Regions from separate parts of the Mus musculus genome. Here region 2 is linked to region 1. The links are chromatin loops, found by intact Hi-C in ENCODE. Cell type or tissue: heart. All regions are shown on one strand.

The links. Peaks named below come from ENCODE experiments on the same cell type or tissue, not always from the same donor. Only the 100,000 strongest peaks of a DNase experiment are listed, where the experiment ranks them.
Region 2: a loop joins it to region 1, with 2.5 times the contacts of the local background. A loop is called at or near these places in 1 of 42 quality-filtered maps.

Annotation. Positions count from the first base shown.
Region 1 is chr1:10,006,188-10,008,687 of GRCm38, reverse strand. All of the region lies in intron 1 of Ppp1r42 (protein phosphatase 1, regulatory subunit 42), which reads left to right. Among named protein-coding and RNA genes, the nearest start is that of Ppp1r42, 1.7 kb to the left of the region's middle. In heart, a CTCF peak has its summit at 1,274 (motif pointing left); no DNase peak of the experiment used is centred here; H3K4me3 peaks cover 94 bases.
Region 2 is chr1:10,086,221-10,088,720 of GRCm38, reverse strand. Cspp1 (centrosome and spindle pole associated protein 1) reads right to left here. Exons shown (of 30, transcript NM_026493.3): 13 at 537-670. Among named protein-coding and RNA genes, the nearest start is that of Cspp1, 49 kb to the right of the region's middle. In heart, no CTCF peak of the experiment used is centred here; no DNase peak of the experiment used is centred here.

The DNA.
Region 1 (2,500 bases):
GGAAGATGAGTCCCAGCAGTTGTATCCAATAGGAGATATTATGGAAAATGACTTCTCTTCTGAGAAAATCAAGGACACTCCTACAAGTGTTGACCTTATTGCTTTTATTATAATGTTCTAAAATGTACACAAGTTCAACTAAGTGCAGTTTAAGCCCTCTGGGGCTTATTATTTCTCTAAAACAATGAAACTACACTACAGTAAAGTTAGAGTTGGTGCTTTCTTGATGAAAAGAATGGTGGTGTTTTGACAAAACAATTTTCATGAACTCCCAAGCAGTTTATTATTTAATATTTTATGTTGTGGGTTATGGTGAGTCTCTCCCTTTCCACATTCAAACCCCTGGGTATTTTTCCTATAGCTTACTGATTACATTCCTTGGCCTTCTCTTGATTTAAAAATATTTTCAGCTTGTCTCTTCTTTTCCAAAAAGTCTCATGTAGCCCAAAATACCCTAATACTCACTTGTAGCCAAAGCTGCCCTTGAACTTCCTTCTTCTACCTCCTAAATTCTGGGGTTATATGAGTGCCACCAGCTCAGCTGCCTCCTTTCTTTACAGAGGCACCAGTTTTTATACAGAATTCATCTGTGGTGAAATAATTAAAAATATACTACTCTCTTGCCGGGCGGTGGTGGCGCACGCCTTTAATCCCAGCACTCGGGAGGCAGAGGCAGGCGGATTTCTGAGTTCGAGGTCAGCCTGGTCTACAAAATGAGTTCCAGGACAGCCAGGGCTATACAAAGAAACCCTGTCTCAAAACAACAACAAAAAAACCACTCTCAAATATGCTGCTCTGGCACATTGACTATTTTAAGTTAAAGACACTTGAAATCACAGCAGGTTGCCTGCCCACTGTTCTGCCTACCTGCCTGTCTGCTGACTGCTTCCCTTGTTAAAAGCCCTTTCCTATTCAAGGAAAACAAAAAACGTTTTCACTGTTAAAAACAAATGAAACAAGAAAATAGCAAAGACAAGTCCAGGGCTGGGAAAAGATCAATGACAATCAATGACAGAATTTATTATCTAATAGGAATATGCATAAGTTCTAAAACTTAAGTATCAAATCACAACCCAGTAGGAATAATGAATAAAATATGGAAAGAGCAATTAGCACATAAAAGGAAGTCTGAAAGGCTGACAAGGGAATGCTTCACTTTCTGCAGGGTGTCAAGAGTGGTACATTAAAACCCAACTTAAAAATATTGGGCTGGAGAAGAGCACTGCCTGCTCAACCCCAGCCACCACAGGGTGGCTCACAACCATCTGTAATGGGATCTGATGCCCTCTTCTGGCGCATAGGCATATATGCGAGCAGAACACTGTATACATAATAAATCTTAAAAAACAAACAAAAAACAACAAGAAAAAGCTGCTGATATCAGAGCTTTAACTGCATCTATAGGGACTCTGCCACTACCATCACCAATAAATGTCAAAGTCCCACTGAAGGACAATTTGGTTGAATGCAGTGACATTAAAATGTGCAGTCCAGGAATGGCCACCCCTAGATTAAACCTTGCTCTAAAGACAACACAGACAAGAAGCATAAAAGCGGCATTATAAAAGCAAAATACAGAAAGACACAGCGTTCCATCAGGAAGATAAGCCACAGCAGTACAACACTCTACAGCTGTATGTGGTAAACCAGATAGCTCTCCGAAACAAAAGGGTAAGCAGAAGAAGGCTAGAGACAGAATACTGACTCGGATGGCATGCAAAATTGGGGGGGGGGGGAAGAACTGTACTTTTTAGGTGTATGGGCATTTGTGACAAAACCATGAATACATCCACAGCAATGTCCAAACTAAAGGAAATGTCGAGAAAGGAAAGTAGACCTTTTCAGGGATTTATTTGGTTGATCTGGTTGTTGTTTTTTCTTCCCAGTACTGGGATGAACCCAGGACCTTGTGAATGCTAGATATCACTGAGCCACAACACACACACACACACACACACACACACACACACACACACACACACACACAGAGAGAGAGAGAGAGAGAGAGAGAGAGAGAGAGAGAGACAGAGACAGAGACAGAGACAGAGACAGAGACAGAACTTATTTTCTTTGGTTTTTTGAAGCAGAGTTTCATGTATTTCAGACTAGCCTAAAGTTCCTATGTAACTGTGGTTGGCCTTGAGCTCTGGGATTTTCCTGCATACACCTCACAGATACTAGGTTTATTAACCATCATGTTAAGCTTAAATCTACTTTTACTGTTTTATATTTTAAACTTATTTATGGATCTATGGCATTATGAAAAAACAATTTCAAATTTTGTTACAAAGTCATAAATGTATAAGCAAATTTCAGAAATGCATGTAGTAGAAATCCAGATTGCAGCCAGGCATGGTGGTGCATGCCTTTAATCCCAGCACTCAGGAGGCAGAGGCAGGCGGATTTTTGAGTTCAAGGCCAGCCTGGTCTACAGAGTGAGTTCCAGGACAGCCAGGGCTATACAGAGAAACCCTGTCTCAAAAAACAAAAAACAAAAAAA
Region 2 (2,500 bases), 80 kb before region 1:
CAAGTAACTAAGAGACACAATTAGTTTTATTTTGGTTTTAAAACTGGGTCTTGTTTTATGACCCAAGGGGACTACAAAGTTCCTCAGTTGCCCAAGTGGGCCTTGAACTCATGATCCTGCCTCTACCTTTAGCTGCATTTAAAAATGGCTATTGCTACAGTCTGTCCATCAAAATGTATGGAGGAATGTAATTCATAAAATCTTATGCTAACAAACTTAACAGAGTAAAAATTGAAGCCCCATGACTGAGTCGTAAATTGCTAGGGAAGTGGGAAAAAATGATAAAGATATACACCCACATCTGCCTTCCATACATTATTTGGCCATATTAGGTCTCATAAACTATCTTTATCGAGTATCAGAACAAACTAATAAAATTGGACTTGATTCTAAGGATGATTCTATTGTCAATAAATGTATAATACTTTGATTAAATGAAACTCTATCTTTTTCATTTACATACTATTGCTTCCATAAAAACAATTATCCTTACTAAACCACCAGGAAAATGTTTATAGAACATATAGAAAACTCACAGTATACAATATTGGGATCCAGTGTATTTCTGGCACCGTAAAAATAGTACGCATCATCGTAAGGAGTTCGATAGTTAGAAGCTGGAGGGGCAAGGAGCGGAGGCGGGGGTGGATTCAGAGGCACAGGCAGAACCCTATAGCAAAAGAAAACCAAAAACACTGTCCTCATATTTTATTACTTTTAATCAAGATCTTTTGCAAAAAAGGTGTTATTAAAATTAAACATCAACCCTGTACTAATTGTTCAAGAAAAATTAGGAATCAAAAAGCAAATAGTAACAAATTTTACAACTTCAGGAACACTTTGCTAAGATGCAAACAAGTTAAAGTAATTGAGTAATATCCAATAGCCATTATGTACCATATTAAACAAAGGCATGTATGCTCCTCTGCCCTTAGTAATAATACGGAATCAACAGTTACAACAGTGCAGCATCCGTGAGGCAAGTGACAAAGAATGCCAGAGGAATACAGAGCAGGAATACTCAGATATAAGGAGACAGGAGGAAAGCCGGAAGATTCCCAAAACAGGAAGTATCATATGATGAGAGTCACACACAGAGAGGGAGGACCAAGAGCTCCGCCACCTCAGGATTACAAATGGTTCTGTGTGGGCAAGGGAGTGCATAGCATGAGTATGTTTATGCATGTCAATAGCTGCACACACATGGTGTATAGGAACTCGTGTGTGTAGGAGAGGCTGGTCACATGAGTATGTACAAATGCACAAGCTAGCAGTCATCCTTGTATGTAAGTTCTGGGGAGCTGTCCACTTTGTTTGTAAGATGGGGTTGCTCACTGGCCAAGAAATCACTAATTACACTGGCTGGCTAGCAAGCCCCAGGTATCCAGTCTCTGCCTGCCAGCACTGAGAACACAAATTCATCCCACAACACCCAGCATTTTTACTGACTGAGCTATCTCCCCGACCCAAAGGGTATATTTTTTATATGTAAAACCTACTGCTTTTTCACAGAAAGTTAAACCACAATGTGGCTACTTGAGAATCCATATGGCCCTGATATATTTAAGAGTTCATAAATTTAAAATGTATAAAACCTTGTCCTTCCACATTTCCTCACTGAGGAGCAAATGTGCTTCTACCAGCACAGGATTTACTCTTCACTAATAGAAATGGCAAAGGCAAATAACTTTAGATAAACAAAGAAAAAGGGGAGACTCTAGGTTTTTTTACTCAAACATTAACATATTTTGCCTTAAAGAATCTGAGGGCTGAGGTAACACCAAAGTCTCTTCGGTAGGCAGCGGTTCCACACGTTATTGGTCAGTCAGTGAGTCTAACCTCACCATCATCAGTGCAGACGCCAGCAAAAACAACCTGAGTAACTGTTATGAAAACAATCTATTATCAGCAACTCCTAAATTGTATCTATACATAGAAAACTAATGTTTACATCAGCCCTCTAACTATGTCAAGTACTACCATCACCTTTTACAAATGAGAAAACTTTTTTGCATAAAGTCCAGTGAAGCCGACTACTCCAGCCTCTAACCCACAACAGAAAGCACTGTGGCTCTCTAATTCCAGTCTCTCAGCCTTTGGAGTAGGGAAGCCATTGAAGAAAATGAAGGAAGTACCTGAGAAAGGCTGTAAGAAAAGCCCCACAGTTTGTTAGTAACAAATAAAAGACCAAGTCCTGCTGAAAGATATCTCAGAAATGTATTAGAAGATTAAGAAAAACATCTACAAATGTAAAGATATTCCTATAATTAGTATATTAATAATTACAGGCCAGAAAATATTCGTGTTACAGGGTTTCTATTATATATAGATTAGCATAATGTGTTTTCCCTATAGAAATGACATGTTCAATATGAAATCCAGGGTTATAATCCCAACAGCCCAAGAGTAAGCCCAGAGAAAACTGTTAAGCCAGACAGACATGTACCAGATTAGTAAATTTTTTGGAATAAGCTGAAGAAACAATTCAATGATTGCCAAG